Linked DNA regions of Homo sapiens: region 1 is linked to region 2. The links are chromatin loops, found by intact Hi-C in ENCODE. Cell type or tissue: endothelial cell of umbilical vein. All regions are shown on one strand. Links, peaks and the distances in the headings refer to the core of each region. The heading gives the core; the rest is flanking DNA.

Evidence for each region. Hi-C counts contacts between places; a loop is a spot of excess contacts. Peaks named below come from ENCODE experiments on the same cell type or tissue, not always from the same donor. Only the 100,000 strongest peaks of a DNase experiment are listed, where the experiment ranks them.
Region 1: a loop joins it to region 2, with 3 times the contacts of the local background. A loop is called at or near these places in 6 of 110 quality-filtered maps.

What each region holds. Positions count from the first base shown.
Region 1 is chr15:75,164,006-75,178,833 of GRCh38, forward strand. No RefSeq gene overlaps it. Among named protein-coding and RNA genes, the nearest start is that of C15orf39, 30 kb to the right of the region's middle. RefSeq lists enhancers at 13,412-13,971, 13,528-13,627. In endothelial cell of umbilical vein, for the core only: no CTCF peak of the experiment used is centred there; a DNase peak (open chromatin) is centred at 7,736.
Region 2 is chr15:75,100,416-75,115,243 of GRCh38, forward strand. LOC124903529 (a long non-coding RNA gene) reads left to right here and starts at 6,433. Exons shown (of 2, transcript XR_007064720.1): 1 at 6,433-6,462; 2 at 7,738-11,913. It also overlaps the pseudogene LOC100128721. RefSeq lists enhancers at 10,555-10,624, 12,550-12,639, 12,670-12,719, 12,740-12,809. In endothelial cell of umbilical vein, for the core only: no CTCF peak of the experiment used is centred there; DNase peaks (open chromatin) are centred at 4,616, 7,606 and 8,256; H3K27ac peaks cover 4,932 bases.

The sequences.
Region 1 (14,828 bases), core at 3,949-11,948, 64 kb after region 2:
TGCCATTTTAAGTACCATAAAAAACATGAAATACTTGGCATAAATCTAACAAAACAAGGTGCCAAGTCAATTCAATGAAGAAATAACAGTCTTTTCAACAAATTTTGCTGGAAGAATTAAACATTCAATTTTTAATTTTAATTTTAATTTTATTATTTTTTGAGATGGGGTCTTGCTATGTTGCCAAGGCTGGTCTTGAACTCCTGGGTTCAAGTGTTCCACCTACCTCAGCCTCCCAAAGTGCTGGGATTATAGGTGTGTGCCACCACACCCAGCTAATTTTTGTATTTTTAGTAGAGACAGGGTTTCACCATGTTGGCCAGGCTGGTCTTGAACTCCCGGCCTCAAATGATCTGCCCACCTTGGCCTCCCAAAGTGCTGGGATTATAGGTGAGCCACTGCGCCTGGCCTAATTTGCACATTTATCAGAACTACAGCCAGATTTGAGAGGTTTGTGGAGCCAACATATGCATTAATCCTATCAAGATCAACAAGTTTAGCTACTTTGCATATAACCAATCATGTGAAGAAATGAATGGCAACAGCCCTAGGGAACCTGTGGCATAATCTGAGATATTATATAGATATAATTTTTTTTGGATATAATATTTCTATATAGTATTTTTTATATATGATATATAACATATTATGTATATACATCAATAGTATATATGTATGTCTTTGTCTCAGGTTCCTGGCACAGAGCTCCTGAAACCCTTGGTGTTTTCTCAGTAATAGAAGTGTGTTTTGTTATTCATAACAAGCCCCTTTGTTATACCTGAATTTATGCTAATGGGGTGACTTTGGGTGGGGCTCCTAGATAGCTACAGGGTGCTGCTCACTAGAAAGAGGAAACGTGATTAGAGGGTGGAAACAGGGAGGGGACCTGAAGATTGGGTTATAAAGACAATAAGGGTTGGAAGCTTCCAGGTCGATGAATGCTTCTAAGTGCTGCAGGTGGGGAGTGGGTGTCCTCGATGGACTTGCCACAACCCACACCCCACATACCTTGACCTAGGTATCTCTCCCATTTGGCTGTTCCTTTATATGCTTTTTAATAAACCTGTAAATGTAAGTAGTGTTTTCCTGAGTTCTGTGAGTCATTCTAGGAAGTTAGAGAACTTAGGGGGTGGTCATGGGAACTCCCAATTTTTAGCCAGCCTAGTGGAAGTGTGGGTAGCCTGGGCAGCCCACTTGTGCTGGCCTCTGAAGCACTCTTGTGGGACTGAGCCCTTTAACTTGTGGGATCTTGTGCTTACTACGGATAGATAGTATCAGAATTTAATTGTTGGACACCTACCTGGTGTCAGAGAATTTATCTTTTTTTTTTTTTTTTTTTTTTTTTTTTTTTGAGACGGAGTCTCGCTCTGTCGCCCAGGCTGGAGTGCAGTGGCGGGATCTCGGCTCATTGCAAGCTCCGCCTCCCGGGTTCACGCCATTCTCCTGCCTCAGCCTCCCAAGTAGCTGGGACTACAGGCGCCCGCCACTACGCCCGGCTAATTTTTTGTATTTTTTTTTAGTAGAGATGGGGTTTCACCGTTTTTAGCCGGGATGGTCTCGATCTCCTGACCTCGTGATCCACCCGCCTCGGCCTCCCAAAGTGCTGGGATTACAGGCGTGAGCCACCGCACCCGGCCAATTTTAAATTATTATAACCAGGCTCAAACACATCTTTATTAATCAAAATAGGAACCATTACAATGAATACATTTTTGTGCTTTGGGATTTGACAAACTCTTGGAAAAGATTTTCTGCATCCTACTGGTTGTGGAAGTATTTTCCATGCAAAAAGTGTCAAAATGCTTGAAGAAGCAGCAGTTTGTTGGCGAGAGGTCAGGTGAATATGGCAGATGAGGCAAACCTTCATACATAGCTCAATTCATTCAACTTTTGAAGCGTTGGTTGTGCAACATATGGTTGGCATTATTGTGGAGAATTGGGTCCTTTCTGTTGACCAATGCTGGCTGCAGGCATTGCAGTTTTTGGTGCATCTCATGGATTTGCTGAGCATACTTCTCAGATGTAACAGTTTTCCAATCCAGAAAGCTGTAGTGGATCAGACTGGCATCGGACCACCAAACAGTGACCATTGTAAAAGTTCAAGAAAGAGGAAAGAAACACGAAACACAGCTGACAGTTAAAGACAGGTTTTCTTTTCTTTCTTTTTTTTTTTTTTTTTTTTGAGACAAGAGTTTCGCTCTTGTTGCCCAGGCTGGAGTGCAATGGCGTGATCTCGGCTCACAGCAACCTCTGCCTCCTGGGTTCAAGCCATTCTCCTGCCTCAGCCTCCAGAGTAGCTGGGATTATAGGCATGCTCCACCACGCCTGGCTAATTTTGTATTTTTAGTAGAGACAGGGTTTCTCCATGTTGGTCAGCCTGGTCTTGAACTCCAGACCTCAGGTGATCCGCCCACCTCGGACTCCCAAAATACTGGGATTACAGGCGTGAGCCACCGTGCCTGGCTGGTTTTCTTTAGATAAAACCTGAGAGGTGCTCCTGGCCGATTTTTTTGGTCAAAAGCGCTTTCTCTTACAGACTAAGAGGATATATTGGTTTTAGGGTGAGGGGGTTTATCAGAAGCTTGGAATGTTTATGTGTAGGGAGAAGCTTATGGCAGGGTTGGAATCTCTCTGGGAGGAGGGGAGGTTATTTTGGGGCAGACATCTTTCCGGCCTGGTGTGGGGTTATCTTGGGGCTAGCATGTCTGTGGTCAGGGAGGAGTTTGGAATGTTTCTGTCTGGAGATGTTATTTGTGGTTTATGGTCATGCTGACCTTAGCCATTAGGCTGATGCCCTTTGGATTAAGCAGTTTTTTATTAAGGTGAACTTTAGAATGAGGGGCTTGTCCAAGATGGCGATGCTCCTGCTCTGTCAAACATGACCCATTTTTGGTGCAAGTTTGGCTTTGGGAAGTGCTTTGGAGCTTCTTCTTGGTCCAATCACTGAGTTGGTCATCGCTGGTTGTATAAAATACACTTTTGTTGCATGTTACAATCCGATCGAGAAATGGTTCATTGTTGTGTAGAATAAGAGAAGATGACACTTCAAAATGACGATTTTTAAAGTTTTCATCAGCTCATGAGCCACCCACTTATCGAGCTTTTTCACCTTTCCAATTTGCTGCAAATGTGAATGAGCATAGAATGGTAGATGTTGAGTTCTTCAGCAGCTTTTCAGGTAGCTGTAAGAGGATCAGCTTCGATGATTGTTCTCAGTTGGTAGTTGTCAGTTTCTGACGGCCAGCCACTATTCTCCTCATCTTGAAGGCTCTCATCTCCTTTGCAAAACTTCTTGAACCACCACTGCACTGTACGTTCATTAGCAGCTCCTGGGCCAAATGCATTGATGTGAGTTGTCTCTGTTACTTTCTGATCCATTTTGAACTCCAGTAAGAAAACTGCCAGAATTTGCTTTTTGTCTAACATCATTTCCATAGTCTAAAATAAACAGCAAGTAACAAGTCATAAGCAAAAAAACATAAAGTGAGAAATGCCCATTAAAATGATGTATAACATAACCACATTTATTTAAGAATGTATTCTAATATCAAACAGTGAGTTCTAAAAATGCAAAAACCATAATTATTTTTGCACTCACCTAATATAATACAATATCTGGGTAATTTATAAACAACAGAAAGTATTTCTCACAGTTCTGGAGGCTGAGAAGCATATTGTGTCTGGAGAGGGCCTGTTCCTCATAGATAGTGGCTTCTGTGTCCTTGTAACCACCCAACAGTTTCACCTTGCCCGTTGCCCAGACAGCTGATTTATCAAGACAGGGGAATTGCAATAGAGAAAAAGTAATTCATGCAGAGCCAGCTGTGTGGGAGAACGGAGTTTTATTATTACTCAGATCAGTCTCCTAAAGCATTCAGGGATCAGAGTTTTAAGGATAAGTTGGTGGGTAGGGGCCAGTGAGTCGCGAGTGCTGATTGGTTGGGTGGGAGATGAAATCATAGGGAGTTGAAGCTGTTCTCTTGCACTGAGTCAGTTCCTGGGTGGGGCCACAAGATCAGATGAGCCAGTTTATCAATCTGGGTGGTGCAAGCTGATCCATTAAGTGTCTGTAAAATATCTTAAGCACTGATCTTAGGTTCTTAAAATCAAAATATCTTAAGCACTTAGATCCCAGGAGTGATTTGGGGAGGATCAGAATCTTGTAGACTCTGGCTGCATGCTAAACTGGAATTTCTAATCTTTTGGCTGATTTGTTAGTCCTGCAAAGGCAGTCTGTCTAGGCCCCAGACAAGAAGGGGATTTGTTTTGGGAAAGGGCTGTTAACTCTTTGTTTCAAACTATAAGTTAGTTCAGCCTACGCCCAGGAAGGAACAAGGACAGCTTGAAGGTTAGAAGCAAGATGGAATCGGTTAGGTCAGATCTCTTTCACTGGCTCAGTTACAATTTTGCAATGGCGGTTCATCCTCACTTAATGGAAGGGGCAAAGAAGCTTCCTTGGGCTTCTTTTCTAAAAACATGAATCCCATTTAAGAGGGCTTTACCCTCATGACTTAATCATCTCCTAATTATAATTTTGGGGACACATTCACACCATAATAGGTCCCCACTGCAGACTGTAATAACTCCGAACTTTCTTACTGAAACCGCCTTTCCAAAATTATGATTGAGACAGTAAAAGAGATCTAACTTAACTGACTCCATCTTGCTTCTAACCTCCAAGCTGTTGTTTTTCATTCCTGTGTGTAGGCTAAGCTAACTTTGGGAGAAACTTAGTTTATAGTTTACGGTTTAAAACAGATGGTAACAGCCTTTTCCCAGAACAGACCACCTTCTTGTCTGGGGACTAGACTGCCTTTGTAGGACTAACATTAGCCACAAGATTAGAAATTATGTTTTAGGAGCCATGCAGCTGGAGGCTACAAGATTCTGACCCTCCCTAAACTGCTTCTAAGATCAGTGTCTGAGATATTTTGCAGACCCTTTTCTTGATGGATCAGCTGGTACCATCCAGATTGATGAACTGGCTCATCTGATCTTGTGGCCCCCACCCAGGAACTGACTCAGTGCAAGAAGACAGCTTCGACTCCCTGTGATTTCATCTCTGACCAATCAGCATTCCTGGCTCACTGGCTTCCCCCAACCCACCAAGTTGTCTTTAAAAACTCTGCTCCCTTAATGCTGGAAGAGACTGATTTGAGTAATAATAAAATTCTGGTCTCCTGCACAGCTGGCTCTGTGTGAATTACACTTTCTCTATTGCGATTCCCTTGTCTTGATAAATTGGCTCTGTCTAGGCAGTGGTCAAGGTGAACTCCTTGTGTGGTTACAAATTTGGGGGCTCATCTGGGATTGCCCTTGTGGCTACCTGCCTGGGTTTGGTGGCCCCTCTCTAGCAATGGATCCAGAGGCCAGCCCAAGCGGCTGCCTAGTTCTTTTGGACTGGGGGCCGACTCTGGTACTCTACTGGTAGGGTGCTGCTGACCCAATGTGCATGGATTTAATTGTAGTAGAGAAACAGTCCTGGGGAGATGTCCCTCAACTGTAGCCCTGTCACAGGGTGTCTGTAGCCCCGTTGCAGGGTGTCTGGGTTGGCGAGTATCCTAGGCTCTGCCAATGCCTCCTTCCTTCTCCTGACTGGTTCTGTAGTTCCATGGTAGGGTGTCTATAGCCCCATTGCAGGATGGGGTGTCTGTCTCGGTTTGGCTCCTGGCAGGGGGTGGTTGGCTCTCCCTAACTAGTAGGAAGAGCCTTGGTTCAGGAGACCTCCACATTCAGGAAGATTTTGAGGTGATTTCTCAGACAAAGAATAGGATAGTTTGGAAGGGATACTCTTAGAGTTCTTGGTTAGGTATCTGATTCGGAAGGCCTTCTGTCCTTGTCTTTGTGTGTGTTTGTATATGTGGAGGGGATCTCAGAAGGAATTGCTGATGGACGTCCAGCAGGCCTACCTCAAAGAACCCTCCTTATTTGTCTGGTTACGTTCAATGAGCCCTGAAGAAAGCTCAACAGGCCTGTCTTGGGTGACTATCTGCTCTTTGCCTTGCCCAGAGACCCCATTGTGAATCATTCGGAGGTCATCCTTCCCCACCTGGAGTAGATCAAAGACAACAAGGACCAACAGGAAGAATGTTGAGCGTTGCCAGGTTGATACTGGGTGCTGAAAAAGGTGACTAATGTCTGTTTTGTTATGTGTATTTTCCTGGGATGGAAAATGTTAATTCGGTTTGCTCCTCAGGCAGTGCCTCCCATGTCTCTTCTGCAGGACAGAAACTTTTATCTAAATAGATGAAATAATTCTATTATATATTGAGTACCTTTATGTTGAATAATCCTATAATATGAATGATTTTGGAATGCCACCCATCTTAGCCTGGGTCATCTAAAAAACAGAGCTTGGGTCAAGGATTAAGGTGGCTGTGGAGGCTAAAGCAACTCCATCTTGGATGCCAACCTGCCATGTTGACTTCTGATTAACCCCTGTTCAAAGAATGCCTCTAAGACTTCTAATTTATCTACTGCTACCATAAACCCTGCTCCTAGGTCAAAACAATCTTATTTTTTGTTTTGGGGAGCGTAAATCCTCCCCTTAGGCAGATTCACATAATACTTTTGCCTTTCCCTGCAGGGCCAACTTCAGTTGTCCTACACATTCTTTCCCTATGGTATATAAGCCCTTGGTCTGGGGGATAATGGCAGGGCTCCACCATCTCCTCTTGCAGCTACTGAGACAATGGCTTCTGTGCCTAAGTTATTATTAAATGTTTCTTTCAGAGAAACTACATTTGTCAGCCTCTGTCTTTGGCCTCTCAGCTTCCTCAGCCTTTAGGGATAGGTTTACATAGGGCTGCTCCCCGGGAACAGTGCCAATACTTTATCTGGGAGATGCCAGCCCAGGATGGTGAGAGTGAAGAATGAGGGAAGTAAGGCCAGGGCAGATGGAATGCAAAGTGGCTGATGTGCTACTGTGCTGGCCACAGCTTCATGGCTAGCCTGGGTGAGACACAGCAGGTCGCTCAGCAGGCATGTCGCTCTGCATGGGGACTTGTCCAGAGGGATGCAGGGAACTGCACCTTGGAGCAGTCCAAGGAGAGAAAAAGGAGGGAGAACTTACCTTCCCAGTTCCTTCCCATCTCCTGTTTCTCATAGGTCAGGTTTCACCTGGCAGGTGCGGGGAGCTAACTCATCCATACTTTTGTGTTTCATCACCGAACTCCTCAGTAGCCAGTTTCATACCTTTTTTGATGTGGAATGTTATCCAGTTCTAAAAACGGAGGAGTGACCTGGCACTGGTCTTATGCCAATCAAGAGAAATGAAGCAGATTGCTGGGGGAATCTGAACAGGCACCCAGGGTTTGCATCTCCAGTTTTTGGGGCTCCAAAATTTTGGAGTTCCACAAATTACTCTGAGGCCAGTAGAGGTTGGTGTAATGAGTTCATCATGGGTTGACACACAGTTTCTCCATCTATGAAATGAGGGGGCTGGCTAAGGATGAGCTTCCTCCACATCGCCACCGTCCCTGCCCCCCACAGTTCTGTTTCCTGGGGAAGAAGGCCAGCAAAGGCCCAGCACAGTCACCTACTTTTCCCTACCATGTCGCCACAAACCACTCTCTCAACACAGCCCGCCAAGGCCCAAGAGTTCCATCCACATTTCCCAGTACCACATCCTGTGTACCAGAAAAAGCACACAGAAGTGAGTCAGACCTTCTCTCTACTATCTGATTGCTAATGATAATAATAGCCACCCTGTTTCCATCCTGTGGTATTGAGCGCCAGCTCTGTGTCCAACATCTACACATGAACATAAACACAGGCAACTTGTTTAATACTCAACTCAATCCTGAAGATATGCATCATGTTCCCATTTTACACATGGAGAAAGTGAGGCTCAGATACGCCCTGGGATTTGCCCAAAATCACTAAGGAGTACACAGGGCCAGGTTTAGACTCAAACAGCCTATGGTTTGAGTTTCTCTCTTATTTTTTTCTTTTTTTTTGAGACAGGGTCTCGCTCTGTTGCCCAGGCTGGAGTACAGTGGCATGGCCACGGCTCACTGCAACTTTGACCTCTCAGGTTCAAGTGATCCCCCAGCCTTAGCCTCCCCAGTAGCTAGGACTACAGGCATGTGCCACCATGGCCGGCTAATTAAAAAAAAAAAATGTTTGTAGAGAGGGGGGCTCTCACTATGTTGCTTAGGCTGGTCTTCAACTCCTGGGCTCAAACAATCTTTCCAGCTTTAGCCTCCCAAAGTGCTGGGATTACAGGCATGCGCCATGGCGCCCAGCCTATGGTTTGAATTTCTGTGGGGAAACCTATAGAAGAACATGCTGGAGAAGGCCCACTATTCCTTCACCATGTGGCTTTTATCAACATGCCATGGAGGTGGTTTGTGTCCACTGCACCTGCACACACTTCAGGACAAGGTTCCCCGGCTGCTTCCTGCCTGTATGTCTGTATGTTTCTGTGAGTGCTGACCTGCCCCAGTGAGGCTCCTGCCCTTCTTTCACAATGCAACACAGTCCTGAGAGCCATGGGCTGGGCCTGGGCTCCCAGCAGCGGGATTACCATCTGGACAGAGCTGGGGGTATGCAGAGTGGGGCTGCTTGCATCAACAGGCTGTGGGGGCGTCTCGTCCTCTGCCCACATTTGCAGCCCTCTTCCCTGGTGAGACACCCCTTCCAGCAGCTGGCCCAGAGCATCTGGCCACTCCTGAGAAATGGAAACTATACCTTCCTGGACTGGGGCCAGCGTGGTTTGAGAAGCGCCCCTTTCAAATTCCCTTTGTCAGGAAGTTGATGCCTGGGCCATCACTCATTCATGTCAAGGGAATGATTATTCTTGATACATGGAAATATTTCTTAAGCCAAAAAGCTGTTGTTCTAGATTTACTAAAACTAGGTCAATAATTTGGCTTCAATCCCCAGGACAAATATCAGTATGGAGAAAACTTTTACAGTTGTGGGTATTCTCTAGACCAACGAATGCAACCAATTATACATTGCACAGATGGGCAGTGAATTGAGTGTTTCAAAATGTTATCTTTCACCTGTTTAGAAACAAAAGGTCAATTTTTGGAAAGTATTTCTCAAAAAGAGAAAAGCGGCACCATGCAGATATAAAAATGGAAGCAATGGTGCAGATGGTGGATGATAAATTTCTGTAACAAAGGCTGTATTTTTTTGTTTGACAAGTTTTTGCCAAGTTGCGTGCATGCTTCCCCAAAGTAGGGGAGATTTCTGAGGAGGGAGGTGAGTCACCTGGCCTTTACTTCCCTCAAGGCACCCAGGTTTCTCTAATGTGGGGACTAAAAGACTAAAGTTCCTAAGGAATGATCCTGCTGGGCCACTCTTTTTTTTTTTTTTTTTGAGATGGAGTCTCACTCTGTCACCCAGGCTGGAGTGCCGTGGTGCAATCTCGGCTCACTGCAACCTCCGCCTCCCGGGTTCAAGCAATTCTCCTGCCTTAGCCTCCTGAGTAGCTGGAATTATAGGTGCATGCCATCACGCCTGGCTAATTTTTGTATTTTTAGTAGAGACAGGGTTTCACCATGTTAATCAGGCTGGTCTCGATCTCCTGACCTCAGCTGATTCACCCGCCTCGGCCTCCCAAAGTGCTGGGATTACAAGCATGTGCCACCATGCCCAGCCAACCTGCCCACCCATTCTTATCTCACTTGGATAACACATATAGTAAGGCCCCCTTCAGTGCAGCCCACAGACAGAGCCCTGCACTTGGAAGGGCCCAACCAAGCTTGGTTGAATGCACTAGGACCAAGCAGTACTTTGAAATTCTTCGTAATTTAACTTTGAATTTGTCTTTTTTTTTTTTTTTTTTTTGAGACAGAGTCTTGCTCTGTCACCCAGGCTGGAGTGCAGTGGCGCAATCTTGGCTCACTGCAACCTCTGCCTCCTGGGTTCAAATGATTATCCTGCCTCAGCCTCTGAGTAGCTGGAGCTGGGATTACAGGCACGTGCCACCATGCCCGGCTAATTTTTGTATTTTCAGTAGAAACGGGGTTTCACCATCTTGGCCAGGCTGGTCTTGAACTCCTGACCTCAGGTGATCCACCTGTCTCGGCCTCCCAGAGTGCTGGGATTACAAGTGTAAGCCATCATGCCCAGCCAAATTTGTCTTTTGTAAGTGAAGTCCAATGGGGTCATGTAGCACGTGCTGAGGGCTTGGAATCTTGGCCTGAAGCATGGTCATGCCTCCTGCCACCTCCATGCTTCCCTGGAATGAGTTCTTGGCTATCCACTCCCTCAACCTCTGGTGCCCCAGTGCCACCCAGCCCCCTTGTCACCCCTGCCCTGCAACACTGCCACCCTTTGCTCCCTTGAGGGCCTGGGTGGGGGTGGGTGCGCCAGGGCCAAGTACATGCACCCCACAGTGTCAGAGCGGACAGGTGGTGGCCGTCCTGTCCCAGGCTGGCAGCAATATGCCATGTTCAGTGGGTGGCTTAGGGAGGGTGAGCCTCTCTCCACTCCTATCCCAGTCCCTAGTGCCTCCTGGCTACGAGGTTGGGACATAGTTGGGACTGTGGGCCTTTAGGAAGGGAAGATGCCTGCCTCTACTTCCCAATAAGTCTGTCTGGTGGCTGCTGGAACGGGGAGCCTGGTAGTTACTAGGTTCCACATGTGCCACCTCCCCGATCTGTGAAGGTCCGCTCTTGCCCTGTGCGTGTCCCGAGCTGGAGGGAGTAAGAACATTAAGTGTAAATTACCAAAAAACGCAACACCATGACAGGTTGTGAGAGGCATCATGGAAAAAAGGGAAGACATTCCCCCATGCATTTTGAACAGGGAACCTGCAATTTCATTTTGTATTGGGCCTTGCAAATTATATAGCAAATCCCACAGGCAGTGCTGTGTTGTGGCCTGCCAGCTCTCACTAGGTCACAGTTCACTTTCTGTGATGTCATGTTGGTAGCTTTGAAATGGCCACGGTGGGCCGGGCGCGGTAGCTCACGTCTATAATTCCAGCACTTTGGGAGGCTGAGGCTGGTGGATCATCTGATGTCAGGAGTTCGAGACCAGCCTGGCCAATGTGGCGAACCCGTCTCTACTAAAATACGAAAATTAGCTGGGTGTGGTGGTGGACGCTTGTAGTCCCAGCTACTCAGCAGGCTGAGGCAGGAGAATAGCTTGAACCCAGGAGGTTGAGGTTGGAGTAAGCCAAGATCTTGCCATTGCACTCCGGCCTAGGCAACAAGAGCGAAACTTGTCTCAGAAAAAAAGAAAAAAAGAAATGGCCATGGTGAGTATTAACAGCACGGAAATAGGGCAAACACTGCAAAACAGAACTTTTATTTTATTTTATTTTATTTTAGATGTAGTCTCACTCTATTGCCCAGGCTGGAGTGCGGTGGTGTGATCTCAGCTCACTGCAACCTCTGCCTCTCAGATTCAAGTGATTCTCCTGTCTCAGCCTTTTGAGTAGCTAGGACTACAGGTGCGTGCCACCTTGAACACCCAGCTAATTTTTGTATTTTTAGTAGAGATGGGGTTTCACCATATTGATCAGACTAGTCTTGAACTCCTGACCTCAGGTGATCCACCTGCCTCGGCCTCCCAGAATGCTGGGATTATAGGCATGAGCCACTGCGCCTGGCCTAGAACTTTAAAAAAATGTATGTAGAGCTGGTTTTTAACATTTACCAGCATAGCACTGTATAGAGTACCCAATAAAAGTCGGAAACTTCTTATCCTTGTTAATTTAATTGGTTAAATAGGGCAGGCCCAAACTTCTAGGAAGACAGTGCAGAGGCATGGAAGGAAGGCTAAGGAAGAAAACAGCTTAGTAAGTGCCAGGCACTGGTCCAAACCATTTCACCACCTTTTCAGGAATGAGGAAATAAGCTCAGAAAAGTAGTGGGACTCAACCAAAACCACACATCAGGCCAGCTACTGAGCTAACATTCGGACCCAATGTCCTAGCTCTTCTCACAGCAAAAGGAGAGGTGTTCTTTTTAAAACTAGAGATAGGGTCTCACTATGTTGCCCAGGTTGTTCTCAAACTCCTGGGCTTAAGCAATCCTCCTATCTTGGGCTCCCAAAGTGCTGGGATTACAGGCATGAGCCACCATGCCCAGAGAGGTTCTTTAGAGTCACATGTCTCTCTCTCTCTCTTCCTTTCCTTTCTTTCTTTTTTTTTCTTTTTTTTTCTTTCTTTCTTTTTTTTTTTTTTTGAAACGGAGTCTCACTCTGTTGCCCAGGCTGGAGTGCAATGGCACAATCTCGGCTCACTGGCAACCTCCACCTCCCAGGTTCAAGCAATTCTCCTGCCTTGCCCTCCCAAGTAGCTGGGACTATGACTATAGGCACATGCCACCACGCCTGGCTAATTTTTGTATTTTTAGTAGAGATGGGGTTTCACCACGTTGGCCAGGCTGGTCTCGAACTCCTGACCTCAGGTGATCCACCTGCCTTAGCCTCCCAAAGTGCACAGGGCCTCGCACAGGGTTCTGAACTCCAGGAATAAACTGGGGCTCAGGAGTAGGCAGGAGGGGGGCTGGCGAAGGACCTAGAAGTTCCCACCCTGGGCTCTTGATCTCTTGCAGTAACTTCACAGCCTGAGGCAGAAGCCTAGATGAATGAGAAGCAGGACAGAATGTTCCAGCAGCCACCAACTAGAGCAGAGACACAAATATTTACTAAGCCTAGGGGCCTCCCCAACATGCCGGCAGAGTTGGAGGGAACAAGTGTATGAGGCCTCTCTCTGTAAGGGCAGGGAATACATGGCAGGGAGAAGCCCCATGGAGAGGTCTCCCCTGACTCCAGCCTATCCGTCACATTGGTATATGAGTCCCTCACACCCTCAAGTATGTAAAGCCAGTCACAAAGCACCTTCTCAGCCATGGGCAGCGTGGGGAGCTGATCTCCATCTTATAAATGAGGAAACTGAGGCCCACAGAGGGAAGATAACATACCCAAAGCCAGAGGGCTGGGAAATGCTAGAGTCTGCAGTGGAAGGCTGGACTGGAAATGCTGCCCCCAATACCAGTAGTCTCCAATCCTGCATCTGCCCACCACACCCCCTCCCCAGGAACTTCTCTTGACCCTGGCTGGCCTCCTCCCTGACTGACCCCCAGACCCTCTTCTTTGGTGAGATCTTTTGCACCCTTACTTCCTGCAGCTCCCGGGCTGTTCTCTTCCCAGGTTAACCTCCCCTTTCTTCTTTTTTTTGAGACAAGGTCTCACTCTGTCACCCAGACAGGAGTGCAGTGGCACGATCATGGCTCATTACAGCCTTGACCTCCAGGGCCCAAGCAATCCTCCCATGTCAGCCTCTCAGGTAGCTGGGACCACAGGCATGTGCCACATTTTTAATTTTTGGTAGAGATGGTGGTCTCACTATATTGCCCAAACTGGTCTGAAACAATCCCCTTCCCCAGCCTCCCAAAGTGCTGGGATTACAGGTGAGTGCTATCCCACCCAGCCCATCCCCTTTCTTCCTATTTCCCACCTCAGAGAAGCCTTCTCACCTCACACCTCTCTCTCCAAATCGTGCCCCTCCTCCCTCATCTAGCTGAGGCCTGGCCTCTTATCCAGGAAGCCCTCCTGGACTGCTCCCAGTTACAGGGCTCTTGGGCTCTCAAGATTGCATGAAGTATGTTCATATTGTACTGTCTATTTAAAAAAAAAAAAGCGCATGAGAGACTAGCACACGGGTTTAGGTCCTAGTTGCAGCTGTCGCCAACTTCCTAGGGTGACCTCAGGCTCCCCTGCTCTCTCTGAGCCTCAGCTCCCTCATCTGTAGGCAGCCTGCCTGCCTCACCAGGGAATGGAGAGTCTAGATGAGAAAACCCTGGCAGTGGGCACAGGTCACAGCTGTTGGGGTTTTTGCTGGCATCAGCATTGCACCCTCTAGATCTGTTCCCATCCATTACCATCTGGCCACACACTGCCTTGTTCTTGCTCTCCCCTAGGGGTGGGAGGCCTGTGTCTGGCTGGAGAGCCCAGTTCGAGAGGGTGCTGTGTGTGCAGGGAGCCCTGCTGTTCCCCACTGGCCCCAGTGAGCCAGGCCCTGGCTTGGGGCTGGAAAGAGCCCAGGACTGGGAATCGCTGCCCTAAGTGAGGAGCCCCAACCCCTAAGCAGTTCTGCCCTTCAGCCCTTCAGGGTGTTAACTTTGCCTAGCCAAGAGCAAACTCTCTTTCTCTGTGCCAGGAGTAGTAGAGCCCCTGGGAAATGCTGTTTTTGTCCCCTGAGGCAGACTTTTGGGGAGTCCAAAAAAGGGCTCCCCACGGTGCCGGCTATCACAGAACAGGAGACAGGAGCAGGAGACAGGCCGGGAAGATGCGGCGACTGGGGGACCGGATAGGAGGGCCCTTGTCCTGAGGCTGCGTAGGCATAGCAAGCTCCGGGATTTTACTTCGTTGGAATGTTCTTTTGAGCTACTTTGGGGGCCGTGACTGAGAGAGCTCGTGGGGGACTCAGGCCCTTTCAGAGTCACCCGTGTGGCTCGGCCACTGCGCCAGGTCTTGGAACATCTAAGGCAGAAACAGGACCAACACCCGCAAGCCTCCAACAGCCCCTGGGGCTCCGTCCAGCCGTTGGGGTGGAGGGGTTGGGGGGAGGTGCAGGGGCGGGCACTGTGGGGGGTGGGGCGGGGCCGGTGGCCGCGACTCCACCCCGCGCCCCTAGTCGAGTAAACAAGCCACGGGCGGCGCCTGGGGGCCGCTCCTGCAAGCCGGGGCGCTGGGTTACATCACGGTTCCCTGGAGACTCCCGCCCCAGCGGCCGGGTCCCTGAGGCCCGCGCCCGCCCGCCGCCTGTGTCCGAGAAGCAGAGAGCTGGCAAGGGCCCGCCAGGGCGGGAAGGCTCCCACGTTTTCTCCGGAGGCCCCTGGGACTTTGTTGCAATTGGGTTC
Region 2 (14,828 bases), core at 3,586-11,585:
GCCTCAGCCTCCCGAGTAGCTGAGATTACAGGCATGTGCCACCATGCCCAGCTAATTTTTGATATTTAGTAGAGACGGGGTTTCACCATTTTGGCCAGGCTGGTCTTGAACTCCTGACCTCGTGATCCACCCGCCTCAGCCTCCCAAAGTGCTGGGATTACAGGCGCGAGCCACTGCACCTGGCCTAATTTTTGTATTTTTAGTAGAGACAGGGTTTCACCATGTTGGGCAGGATGGTCTCAATCTCCTCACCTCTTGATCTGCCTGCCTCAGCCTCTCAAAGTGCTGGGATTACAAGCACGAGCCACTGTGCCTGGCCTACTGTTAGCTTTTTAATTGCATTTTCTTTTACTACTATTTTAGTGGTCATCTTAGAGATTATAAAATGCATCCTTGATTTATTTCAATCTACATTAAGTTAGAACATTTACAATTTATACTTAAATGATGCAATAACCTTATAACAGTTAACTCCCATTTAGTACCCACCCTCTTTGGTTTTATTGTTGTCATATATTTACTTTTTTGATTTTTTTTGAGACAGGGTCTTCCTGTGTTGCCTAAGCTGGAGGGCAGTGGCATGATCTTGGCTCACTGGAACCTCAACCTCCTGGGCTCAAACGATCCTCCTGCCTTAGCCTCTCCAGTAGCTGAGAACAGTAGCTGAGACCACAGGCATGCATTGCTGTGCCTGGCTAATTTTTTTTAAAATTTTTTATAGAGATAGGGTCTTGTTATGTTGTCCAGGCTGGTCTGAAAATCCTGGCATCGAGTAATCCTTCCACATGGGCATCCCAAAGTGCTGAGATTACAGGTGTGAGCCACCACACTGGGTCTCATATACTTGCTTTTATGTGAAAAATCTTATGAGATGTTGTTTTAAATAGCCAATATTTGATTCTCATTGGACACATTTTTACTCTTTCCTTGTGCTCTTCATTCCTTCTTGCAGTACCATCAGGGCTCATTTTCCATCAGCCTGAAAAATTCCCTCAGCCTGGGCAACATAGGGAGACCTCATCTCTACAAATACTTAAAAAAAATTAGTTGGATATGGCGGTGCACGGCTGTGGTCTCAGCTACTCAGGAGGTTGAGGCAGGGGGATAGCCTGAGCCCGAGAGGCCAGGGATGCAGTGAGCTGTGACAGCGCTACTGCACTCTAGCCTGGGTGACAGAGCGAGAGCGAGACCTGGTCTCAAAAAATAAAAGACAAAAACAAAAATAAACCTTCTCTAGTTTTTCTTTTCTTTTCTTTTCTTTTCTTTTTTTTTTTTTTTTTGAGACTGGGTCTTGCTCTGTCACCCAGGTTGGAGTGCAGTGGCACAATCACAGCTCACTGTAGCCTCGAACTGCAGGGTAGCTGGGACTATAAGTGTGCACCACCACTCCTGGCCAATTTTTTATTTTTTGTAGAGATGTGGTCTTACCATGTTGCTCATATGGTCTTGAATTTCTGGCGTCAAACAATCCTCCCAAAGTGCTGAGACAGGACCCATGAGCCACCGTGCAAACCTCCTCAAGTATTTCTTATAGTGCAGATGTGCACTAGTAACAAAGCACATTCTTTCCGCTTTTGTCTGTCTGACAACATGTTTCTTTTACTTTATTTTTTGAAGTGGGCATATAATTGTAGCTTGGCAGGTTTTTTTTTTAGCATTTTATTTTATTTTATTTTTGGAAGAGAGTCTGGCTCTGTTGCCCAGGTTTGAGTGCAGTGGCACAATCTCGGCTCACTGCAGCCTCGCCTCCTGGATTCAAGCGATTCTTATGCCTCGGCCTCCTGAGTAGCTGAGATTACAGGCATGCACCAGTATGCCCAGCTAATTTTTGTAGTTTTAGTAGAGATGGGGTTTTGCCATGTTGGCCAGGCTGGTCTTGAACTCCTAACCTCAAGTGATCTGCCTGCCTCGGCCTCCCAAAGTGTTGGGATCACAGGTGTGAACCACTGTCCCCAACTCTTTTTAGCATTTTAAAGATGTCATTTCATTATTGTCTGGCTTCCATAGTCTGCCATCAGTTGTATTGCTGGTATCTCTGTCTCTCTCTCTCTTTTAAAATGTGGTTTCTTTTAAGACTTTCTACTTTGTCTTTGATTTTCAGTAATTTAACTGTGATGAGGCTAAGTGTAGTTTACTTTATGCTTACTCTGCTTGGAGCTCATTGATATTCTTGAATCTATGGCTTGATGCCTTTCATCATATTTGTGGAATTCTCAGCCATTATTTCTTTTTCTTTTTTTTTTTTTTTTTTTTTGTTGAGACAGAGTCTCACTCTGTCACCCAGGCTGAAGTGCAGTGGCACAATCTTGGCTCACTGCAACCTCTGCCTCCTGGGTTCAAGTGATTCTCCTGCCTCAGCCTCCCAAGTAGCTGGGATTACAGGCACGAGCCACCATGCCTGGCTAATTTTTGTATTTTTAGTACAGACAGAGTTTCACCATTTTGGTCAGGGTGGTCTCGAACTCCTGACCTCAGGTGATCCGCCCTCCTTGGCCTCCCAAAATGTTGGAATTACAGGGATGAACCACCACGCCCAGCCTTCTTTGTCTTTTCTTTTCTTTTCTTTCTTTCTTTTTTTTTTTTTTTTTGAGACAAGGTCTCATTCTGTTGCCCAGGCTGCTGGAGTGCAGTGGTGCAGTCATGGCTCACTGCAGCCTCACCCTCCCTGGCTGATGTGATCCTGATCCTCCCACTAAAGTAGCTGGAACTACAGTTGTACACCACTATGCCTGGCTAATTTTTGTATTTTTTGTAGAGACAGGGTTTTGCCATGTTGGCTAGGCTGGTCTTGAACTCCTGGGCTCAAGTGATCCTCCCACTTCAGCCTCCCAAAGTGCTTGGAATACAGTCGTGAGCTACCATGCCCAGCCCATTATTTCTTCAAATACTGCTTCTCTCCTATTCCCTCTCTTCTCTCCTTAAGGAATTCCAAACACGTATGTTAGACCTTTTGAGCACATCCCGTGCATCTCTTATACTCAGTTCTGTTTTTCCTTCTATTATTCTTTTTGCTTTGTGCTTCAATTTGAATAATTTCTATTGACTGGTCTTTAAGTTCACGAGTCTTGCCTTCTGCTGTATATAGTCTTTTGCTAAACCTATCCAGTGAGTTCTTAATTTCAAATATATTTTGCAGTCCAAAATGTCAGTTTTTTGGCTGGGTGCAGTGACTCATGCCTGTAATCTCAGCATTTTGGGAGGCTGAGGCAGGTGGATCACTTAAGCTCGGGAGTTTGAGACCAGCCTGGGCAACATGGCAAAACCCTATCTCTACAAAAAATACAAAAAATATCTGGGTGTTCCCTTTTCCCTTCCCCTTCCCTTTCTTTTCCTTTCCTTTTCTTTGACGGAGTCTCGCTGTGTCGCCCAGGCTGGAGTGCAGTGGCACAATCTCAGCTCACTGCAACCTCCTCCTTCTGGTTTCAAGTGATTCTCCTGCCTCAGCCTCCTGAGTAGCTGGGATTACAGGCACCCGCCACCACGCCTGGCTAATTTTTGCTTTTTTTTTTTTTTTTTTTTTTTTTGAGACAGAGTCTCACTGTGTTGCCCAGGCTGGAGTGCAGTGGCACGATCTTGGCTCACTGCAAGCTCGCCTCCTGGGTTCAAGCGATTCTTCTGCCTCAGCCTCCTAAGTAGCTGGGAGTACAGGTGCATGCCACCACGCCCAGCTAATTTTTGTATTTTTAGTAGAGACGGGGTTTCACCATATTGGCCAGGCTGGTCTCGAACTCCTGACCTCATGATCCGCCCGCCTCGGCCCCCCAAAGTGCTGGGATTATAGGCGTGAGCCACATCGCCCGGCCAATTTTTGCATTTTTAGTAGAGATGGGGTTTCACCATGTTGGGCAGGCTGGTCTCAAACTCCGACCTTGTGTTCCACCCACCTTGGCCTCCCAAAGTGCTGGGATTACAGGCATGAGCACCACACCCGGCCAGATACTTATTTTCTTGGCCCATTGAGACTGTGACTTCCTGCTTGGTCCACTTCCTTGCACCTGAGTTTGGGAAATGGCTTCATGGAGAAAGCAATTTAAATGTGAGGCTTGTCCAGGCGAGGTGGCTCATGCCTGTAATCCCAGCACTTTGGGAGGCCGAGGCAGGTGGATCACCTGAGGTCAGGAGTTTGAGACCAGCCTGGCCAACATGGCAAAACCCCATCTCTACTAAAAATACAAAAATTAGCTGGGCGTGGTGGCACACGCCTGTAGTCCCAGCTACTTGGGAGGCTGAGTCAGGAGAATCACTTATATCCAGGAGGCAGAGGTTGCAGTGAGCCAAGATCATGCTACTGCACTCCAGCCTGGGGGACAGAGTGAGACCCTGTCTCAAAAAAAAAAAAAGTGAGGCTCACCTCATGTGCATTCCTTCTCCAACGACCATAACCCTGCATTGGCTGCTGTCCAGTGCCTACAAACTGTTGTTGGATATTCTATTTTGCCCAGTATTTATGGTTGTTTACCATGGTAGGGTAAATCTGAGATCAATGAGTCTGCCTTGGCTGGAATCAGGTTTCTCCCTCAGGGGTTTGAGTGGTTGAGGCTAAGTTGAAAGGGTGTGTTTCAGAGCAGCCACAAAGCTGTCTGGACTCTGAGGTCATGCCCAGGAAGCTGAGAGATGAGGAAATGGAAAAAATGAGTTTGCGGAAGCTGGGAGGACAAGAAAAAGCTGAACAAATGCAGGGTGGTTGTGGGGTGTTTGTGAGGGAAGGGAGCGGATGCTGAGAGAGCTCAGGAAGTGCCATAGGACCACTCACCACACCCTGTTGTCTTGAATCCCTAGTGCCCACACGCAGTACCACTCTCCAGCCCCAGGGTCCATGCCTGGACAAGGTCCAGGTCCTACTCTTGGAGTCCTGTGAGGGCCTGTCTCCCTTACTGATAATAATCCCCCAGACTCAAGGGAATCCAAGGGACCTGCTGATCTGGCAACCAAAAGGACTCAACCTCCCACCACCCCAACAGGTAAAGAAACCAAGGCACAGAGAGGTTAGGTTCCCTTCTGAGGGCCACACAGGAATAAGTTGTACAGCCAGGATAAATACCCACATACTGTAAACTCATGAGCCTGAGCTCTTAACAAATGGGTTCTCCTACCTCCCATGAACAAGCACAATCCAGTCTCTTCTCATGAAAGAAAACCTTCTGGACTCAAGCCCCCAAGGCGGCCCATGAGCTCAAGTAGCCTGTGCCCCCTGCACCCTTGGAAGGCATGAGCTTCCTTGGGCCTATACATGGAAGACAAGGCTCTGAACAGGTAGCAAAAGGTCTGGTTATGAACCTTGCTCTGTTAATGATTTGCTCGGGAACCCCAGGCAAGTCACCGTCCTTCTCTGAGCCTCAGTTTTCCCCAACACTTGTGAGGCTATTGTAAATTGATGATAAACCCATGTGGGAGGCTGGGCATGGTGGCTCATGCCTGTAATCCCAATACTTTGGGAGGCCGAGGCTGGTGGATCACTTGAGGTCAGGAGTTGGAGACCAGCCTGGCCAACATGGTGAAACCCCGTCTCTACTAAAAATACAAAAATTAGCCAAGCATGATGGCGCACACGTGTGGTCCCAGCTACTCGGGAGGCTGAGGCTTGAGAATTGCTTGAACCCGGGAGACAGAGGTTGCAGTGAGCTGAGATTACGCCACAGCATTCCAGCCTGGGCAACAGAGCGAGACTCTGTCTCAAAAAAAACAAAACACAAAAACCTATGTGGGAAACAGCCCTTGGGGCTCCCGGTGCCCAGCAGTGCCGGGCCTGTCACTGACCTTGCTCTAGGATGATTCACAGGGACGTCGTGGGTGGCCAGAGGGCTCGTGGGTGGCCAGAGGGCCCCTTGCCTGCAGCAGCAAGAGCAGAATGGCTGGTGTGCCAAGCTTCGGGGCACCAGTGGGCAATAGGAGAATTCTGTCAGTGCTGGGGAAGGGAGTAAGGAAGCAAGAACAGCCTTCAGGCGTGGGTCTCCCAGCCACAGGGGCTGTAGGGGAGACCCCGGAAGGAGGATGGGGCAGCTGTCTTAGAATACCAATCACCCAAAGGAGCCCATATTCCATGTTTACCAGGAGTACCAGGGTCCTCAATATCGTCTTCACTTGCATTTATTTGCATTTTTTGCTTATAATTTGTCATTTGGTGGGGTCTCATTTCATATCACAGTCTCTACTTTTTCCTCCCTATTTGGGCACAGGGAGAGGTGGACCTTCAGCTAAGTCCTCCTCGGGGAATTTCATTTTAACTCTCAATATACCTTCAGACTCCATTAGACCCAATTTTAATTTTAATTTTTAACCAACCTTTCTTTCTTCTTTCCTTTCCTTCGTTCTTTCTTTCTTTCTTTCTTTCTTTTTTTTGACAGGGTCTCACTCTGTCTCCCAGGCTAGAGTGCAGTGGCACAATCTCAGCTCACTGCAACCTCTGCCTCACAGGTTCAAGCCATCCTCCTGCCTCAGCCTCCCGAGTAGCTGGGACAACAGGTGCGTGCCACAACGCCTGGCTAATTTTTGTATTTTTTGGTATTCTTATTTTTAGTAGAGAGGGGGTTTTGCCATGTTGCTCAGGCTGGTCTTGAACTCTTGAGCTCAGTGATCTGCCTCCCTCGACCTCCCAAAGTGCTGGGATTACAGGCATGAGCCATCATGCCTGGTTGAAGTTTCTTTTTTGAGCAGTTCAAACGATTTATGAGGATTATTTTATTACTTTTATTTTTTCACGGAGGTCTCCCAAAACCAAAGAGAACTTTTATTTATTTATTTATTCATTTATTTTTTTGAGATGGGGTTTCGCTCTTGTTGCCCAGGCTGGAGTGCAATGGCACAATCTCAGCTCACTGCAACCTTCACCTCCCGGATTCAAGTGATGCTTCTATCTCAGCCTCCCAAGTAACTGGGATTACAGGTGCCTGACACCATGCCCAGCTAATTTTTTTTTTGTTGTTGTTAGTAGAGACAGTGTTTCACCATGTTGGCAGACTGGTCTCAAACTCCTGACCTCAGGTAATCCTCCTGCCTTGGCCTCTCAAAGTGCTGGGATTACAGGCGTGAGCGACTGCACCTGTCCACTTTCTTTTTTTTTTTTTTAATAAAAAAGAATGAAGGGCTGGGTGTAGTGGCTCATGCCTGTAATTTCTGCATTTCCAGAGGCCAAGGAGGGCAGATTGCTTAAACTCAGGAGTTCGAGACCAGCCTGGGCAACAGGGTGAAACCCTGCCTCTATGAAAAAATACAAAAATTATTTGGGCTCAGTGGCACACCCCTGTACTCCCAGCTACTTGGGAGGCTGAGGTGGGAGGATTACTAAGCCCAGGATGCAGAAGTTGCAGTGAGCCGCTGCACTCCAGCCTGGATGACAGAGGAGACCCTGCCTCAAAAAAAAAAAAAAAAAAAAAAAGAAGAAGCTTATTTTATCTTGTAATTATCATATGGATCTACTGGATCATTTGTAAATCTAAAATATATTATGAGATCTTCATGATCTTATTTTTCCTATATCATAAAACATTTTGCTATTGTATTCCCTCAGGAACTATTTCATCATTACTCATCAATTATTCCCAACCCATGCTTTGAAAAAAAGACTAAAATAGTAAGAAAACAGAAGAATGATGGAATTGCCTGAATGACTCAATAGTGACATGAGTCATTGCTATTTCACCAATTTTCAGTTTTCTTATTGCCTTGTCCAAAGCATTAGGACCGTCTTTCAAGAAAGTGTAAAAAGTCCAGAGATATCATCTTTGTATTTTTTTTTAGCTTTCATTGCACACAGTTAAGAATTCAGAATTGTTCATTTTCCTACAAAGAGGAAAGAGAAGGAAACTGACAGAGGAAGACATTTCACAGCTATTAGAGCAATCAGTAGATGAATGCAACGCGACAAACAGCAGCACTCTAGACTGTAATGATGAGGTAAAAGCATCGTATGAGCAAAATCTTCAGATGATGACATCATGCATGAATTTTCTCAAACCCAAGAATTGTCCCTATTTTCCCAGGGGTAGGGGAGAACTAGAGAGGGATGGCTCTTTGCCCAGGGTCACTCAGCTCTTGCTCTGTCCTGTTGCTCAGAGATCTGTGACTGAGCCAGCCCCTCCTGTAGCATACAGTAGATGCTGCCCCGCAGGATGGGACAGGGCTGGACCTTGAGGTGAAGAGGCTGTCTGGATACCTGCTCCTGACTGCTAGCTCTTCGCCCACCTCACCTGCCACCTGTCCTTTGGCGTTGGGTTCTTGAGGCCGTGGTTTCCCTCTGGGTGGTGACTCAGTGCCCACAGCCCGCCTTGCATGTGATCTTCCCCTCCCCTGGGCCTCACTGACTGCCCCAGCAAGAGGCAGCTGTGGTTTCCCCTGAAGCAGCAACCACGAACTGCCAAGCCCACCCCACCCCTCCGTGTCCTAGCCCCAACCTCGGGGCCTCAGCTGAAGGAGAGATGGGGAGGCCTCATAGGCCCATGGCACTTGGTGTTTACAACGAGCTTAGCCCTCACAGCATGAGTGTGGAAAGTATTATCCCTATTCAATTGATGAGGAGAGTGAGGCCAACATGTGTGAGGGGCTTATTTCATTTATGCATTCATTTATTCTACAAGCGTCTCTCAAAAGCCCACTAAAACCCAGGACAGTAGACCCAGAGACACGATGTCCAGATGTACCTCAGGAAGGACTGGCCCTGGCGGCGGGAGGGTCGTGAGTGCTCAGCTCTCCAGGGATTGCCCCCAGCTGCAGAGATTTGCCTCCTCTGCCTCGGCCTCCCATGCCTTTCTCTGGGCAGCCTCATATCCAAGGACTAATCCAGCTGGGTACTAATTCAGGCCCGGCTATTTAAGCCCTGTGTGGGGCGGTGACAGGTCATTCGGAGCTCCCAGTGAGGCAGCTGAGGCCAGGGTTGGGCCTGTCTTGCAGCTGGACTTCTTCTCCCTCTGCCCAGTTTGGCCTCTTTGCCTTCCCTTCTCCAGGTGCTGTCTGCAAGAGCTCTCCCTAACAGACATCCCTCACAGTAACTCCGAGCCCAAATCCACTTCCTGAGGAACCCACCCTGCAACCCTCGGCTTTCAAAGAGTGGCCAGCCTCATGGCACAGAGGCATGTAAACCACCCGGGTGGGGAGAGAATAGGCCCAGGGAGACACAGCCACCGGGGCCCAGAAAGCTGGCTTTGGTTTTGTGGGGGGTGTGGGCCGCAGAGTTCAGGATTGGGGCGTGGCAGCAAGGCAGGGGCCCAAGCGCCTGAAAACCACAGCCCACCCCCTTGGCTTGGAGAAGGGCGAGGTCCCCACCTGTCTACCATGATTTTCTCAGACCCAGTCTGCTCCAATAAGCAGCCCCCGCTCGGCTGGACCGTCTCCCAATTTCCCTTCCCAAATACATACTCTGACTGTGGGTCTAGATGCCTCCTACATCCTGAGTGCCTTGTGGCCAGCCAGCAGCAGCAGCAGAGCTGCCCAGAGGAACTGTGCTGGATCTAGTAGGGGGAGAAGGGAGAACAGGCCCTTCTGGGACCCCAAGATCCCGTGCAGGGAGCACATCTGGGTTCCAAACCCACAAAAGGAAACGTGGCCAAGAAAGCAACCAATCTCCACCCCCGGCAGGGTTGGGCTGCACCGCCATACTGTGACTGTGCTGGCTACAGTCCCATGGCGATGGGGAACTCACAGCCCCGTGCCCCTCCAACCAGAGGTCCCTGGGCTGGGCAACTTAGATAATTAGGAAGGTCTTCCTTCCCTTAAGGTCCTCCTCTGGCCTCTGGAGCTATGGGATCTGCTGTTCTTTGGTACCAGTAATCCACATGTGAGGCCCCATTTTTCTCCTAAGTCACTGTAGGATCTTGGGCCTCAGTTCTCCATCTGTTTAGCAAGGGAGAGCAGAGGAGAGCCAGTCCTTCCACTTCCCACCTGCCCTGACATTTTATGACTCAGTGATACACTGACGCCTGTCCCGTTCTGCCTCCTTGCCTTCTCTCCTCCAAGTTGCCCAGCTCCATCACCTTCCCTGCCCCTCCCTTGACCTTCCACCTCCCCTGGGCTGACAAGAGCTGAGGGTGGTCAGAAGTCGGCCCGGCTTCCCACCTGACACAGAGGACTGCTCGAAGGAGATGCTGGTCACTAAGAGCAGGGCAGCAGCTGTAACAAGCCAGCATTCTGGAAGCTCCTGGAAATCATATTGCAGAATGCTGGCCTGGCAAGGGGTGAGGGTAAGGGTCTAGGGTGGGGAACAGTGAGTTCTATATAGCAGGGGAGCCAGGACAAGTGCTGTCCATGCTGGAATGCTTCGTTCTGAGCAAGAATGACATCACAGACAACCCCTGCTCCATGCTTATTACCATGGGCTGCCCAAACCCCCACCCACACAGGGAGGGCAGCGGGAGGGGACAGAAATGAATGGGCACAAGCTGTGGCATAAATTCTGGTGGAGGATGGAGGGAAACGATGCCAGAGCATCTAGCCAGGCCATAGCCTCACAAGCTCTGTCCCTGAGACAGGATTTCTGCAACACTGGAGAGGGATGGTACCCAGCCATCCATGACTTCTGTGCCAGGCCCGACTTGTGTTTAATTGTATACATTATTAATGGAACTGGTGGCAAGGGGCTGGGGCTCAGTCTGTGACCAGCATCAGGGCTCAGTCTATGACCAGGTTCAGTGCTTTATCTAGGACCAGGACCAAGACTCATTCTGTGGTAGGATCAGGGCTTAGTGAGTGATCAGGATGAGAGCTCAGTCTGTGACGAGATCATGGGCTCAAGCCTATAGCTCACATTAAGGATCCCCTCCGGGTGGGGCTCAGAGCCAGGGACATTGTGGAAAGTGTCTGAAGGCAAGGTGGGGTCAGCTGGGAGAGAGGGGAGAAGTGGAAGCATGAAGGCCAAGAGGTCCCTGGGCCTGAGGCCAGCTGTGTGAAAACAGAAAAGAGAGTCAGGACTCCAGCTCTGCCACTCACTGGCTGTGTGATTTTGGAGAGTTACTTCCCTTTTTGAGGTCTATGTTGTCTTGTGCGTAAAATGGGAATATTAGGCCGGGCACAGTGACTCACACCTGTAATCCCAGCACTTTGGGAGGCCGAGGCAGGCAGATCACGAAGTCAAGAGATTGAGACCATCCTGGCCAACATGGTGAAACCCCGTCTCTACTAAAAATATAAAAATTAAAGCCCAGGCGAGGTGGCTCACGCCTGTAATCCCAGCACTTCGGGAGGCCGAGGTGGGAGGATCACGAGGTCAGGAGATCAAGACCATCCTGGTTAACACGGTGAAACCCCATCTCTATTAAAAATACAAAAAATTAGCCTGGCATGGTGGTGGGCGCCTGTAGTCCCAGCTGCTGGGGAGGCTGAGACAGGAGAATGGTGTGAACCCAGGAGGCAGAGCTTGCAGTGAGCCAAGACTGCACCACTGTACTCCAACCTGGGCAACAGAGTGAGACTGTCTCAAAAAAGACAAAAAATGAGCTAGGCGTGGTGGCAAGCACCTGTAGTCCCAGCTACTTGGGAGGCTGAGGCAGGAGAATCACTTGAACCCGGGAAGCAGAGGTTGCAGTGAGCCAAGATCACGCCACTGCACTCCAGCCTGGCAACAGATCAAGACTCCGTCTCAAAAAAAAAAAAAGGGGGGGAATATTAGTTAGGTGCAGTGGCTTACAACGTTAATCCAGCACTTTGGGAGGCCAAGGCGGGAGGACAGATTGAGCCTAGGAGATTTGAGACCAGCCTGGGCAACACAGTAAGACCCTGTCTCTATAAAAAATTTAAAAGGTAGCTGGGCATGGTGGGGCCCGCCTGTAGTCCCAGCTACTTGGGCGGCTGAAGCAAGAGGATCGCTTGCGCCCAGTAATTCAAGGTTGCAATGAGCTACAATTGGGCTACTGGGCTCCATCCTGGGTGACAGAGTGCGACCTTGTCTCTGAAAAATAATAATAATAAAATTTTTAAAAGTGGGAATTTTGACTTCTGTTCTGCCTTTGAGATAGAGTCTTGCTCTGAGTCACCAACATGCAAGTTACTATTTCACAAAGCACCAAGAACCCTTATCAATACCTGCCTCCCAAGATTATTCACAGGAGTGAGAATGCACTTCATGAGACAGCAGAAAAAATGGGGAGGGGTTGTTTGCTCAATTTCCAAAGGAGAATTGCTTCAGACAGGAAAATCTCAAAAGGAAACAGCCTTACTGTTGTCATGGCTTCTCCTCACAGTTCTTCTGGTCAGTTTTTATTCCCCAAAATAATGTGTACAGAGTATTTACAGTCAGAGAATGCTAAAGGATTACAACAAAAATAACACGCTCTTTACCCCACGTCAGCCTGCTCGCCAAAAGCAGCCATTTCAACTTATTCAGTTGTTTCTTCTGGTTTTTACTCCCTAAATAAAGCATTGATTTCAATTCTGGTTATCTCCCAAGAGGTCCAATTTAGATGCTGTCTCTAGGGCTCCCTATTGTGACAGAGGAGGTTCACTTACACTCTTTCTCCTCTCCTTTCAATATCATACCACCACAACTCTTGGTTACATTCACAATCACTAAAAAGTGTTTATGGCTGAAACAACTAATATACTATCTTTTTCAATCTCCTTTCCCCCACAGAGTTAATCATTGTCTCATTTTTTTCACTTGCTTATTTTCTTTGACCCATGATTAGATCTTCTGCAAAAGCCCAGTAAGATAATTCTCAATACTGATTTTCACTATCAGTTCCAGTTCCTTAATTTTTTTTTCCCTTGAGACACCCTTTCTGGAGCCCTCAGTTCTCCTGCCTCCATCTGAGCCAGAAGCTTTCCAGATCAGCAGCACAGTCGTCATCCAGAGGCTTCCCTTTGCCAACATTCTGCAACGTCATTTCTTCTCTTTCCTCTATGGATCTCTGATTTTTCTGGGTTCCATTTCTTCTTTCTTGGTTTATGCCCTTTTAGGGTGGAGCACATCCTCCAGTTCCTTCCTGAGGAAGTTTTCACGGAAGACAATTTTTTTTTTTGTCTGAAAATGTCTTATTTTCTACCCTCACACTGGGTTGATACTTTGGCTGGGTATATAATGATTTTCCCTCAGCAACTTTAAGGCATTGTTTCATAAACTTCTAGTTTCTAATATTGCTGTTGAGAGGTCTAATACTGATCTGGCTCAGATTCTCTCTCTCTCTCTTTTTTCCTTTTTTTTTTTTTTTTTGAGATAAGAGTCTTGCTCTCTTGCCCAGGCTGGAGTGCAGTGGCACGATCTCGGCTTACCTCCACCTCCCAGGTTCAAGGGACTTTTGTGCCTCAGCCTCCCAGGGAGCTGGGACTAGCACCACCACACCCAGATAATTTTTGTAATATTCTTCCCCTGAGATGGAGTCTTGCTCTGTCACCCAGGCTGGAGTGCAGTGGTGTGATCTCGGCTCACTGCAACCTCCACCTCCCGGGTTCAAGCAATTCTCCTGCCTCAGCCTCTCGAGTAGCTGGGATTACAGGTATGAGCCACTATGCTACCCATTTTTTTTTTTTTTTTTGAGACAGGGTCTCACTCTGTCGCCCAGGCTGGACTGCAGTGGCACAATCACAGCCCACTGCAGCCTTGACTTCCCAGGATCAAGCAATCCTCCCACTTCAGCCTCCCGAGTAGGTGGGACTACAGGTGTATGCCACCACCCTTGTCTAATTTTTTTAGTTTTTTGTAGAGCTGGGCCTCACCATGTTGCCCAGGCTGTTCTTGAACTCCTGGGCTCAACAATCCTCCCACCTTCGCCTCCCCAAATGCTGGGATAACAGGCATGAGCCACGGGGCCCAGCCAATCTTTAAGTTCTTTAAACAAATGTTTCAGTTTTCAGAGTATATGTTTTGCCTTTCTTTAAAAAAAATTTATTTCTGGAAGATCTGGGGCTCCGAATCCAGCTAGGATGGCTGTGGTTCCGCTACTGCTGTCTGGGGGTTTGTGGAACACCGTGGGAGCGTCCAATCTGGCTGTTACTCGCGGCTCTATGGTGAAGCTGCTCGAAATGCACTACAGTGTCCATCTGCAGTCACACGATGTGCTCTATGGGTCAGGTACTGGGCAGCAGTCAGTGACAAGTGTAACCTCCATGGATGACAGCAACAGTTACTGGAGAATATGGGTAAGATCACCACAGCTGGTGAGAGGGGAACCCCCATCAAGTGCTGCCAGCCCATCCGGCTGACACATGTCAACACTGGCTGAAACCTCCACAACTTTCTGAAAACCAGGAAGTGGGTGCTTTTGGTGAGGAAGGTGAAGGTAGTCACCTGGATGACTGGACCATACTCTGTAACGGGCCCTACTGGGTGAGAGATGGTGAGGGGTGGTTCAAACATTCTTCCATTGAGGAACCGCTGTCTGTCACAGGAGAACGATATGGTGGACCCATCAGTGGGCAAAAAGAGACGCATGGTCTGGCCTAGCCAAGCCGAGCAACGACTGGAAAGCCATGGAAGGCATCTTCATGAGGCCCAGTGAGTTGTTGAAGGCAGGAGGCCACCATGCAGAGGTAGGAGTCTGGAGGCTCTGAGCCACTGTCACTACACAGTTTGTAGACATCTGTGCTGCTTCACCTTGGGATCCCTGCCACAAGTTCCCCAGGAGTGGCCATGTTACTACTGAGATGAAGATGTGCAATGGAAAACAGTGGCTGTGTTCACAAGCTCCAGCCCTGCACATTTGAATTGGCTGCTCTCCCAGACTTGGGTCAGTACTTTCTGAGTAGAGGACTTGCTGGTGACAGGGTGGATGCTTTTTATTCATACTGGTGTGTCCGGAATTGGTGGGTTCTTGGTCTCACTGACTTCAAGAATGAAGCCACGGACCCTTGCGGTGAGTGTTACAGTTCTTAAAGGCGGTGTGTCCGGAGTTTGTTCCTTCTGATGT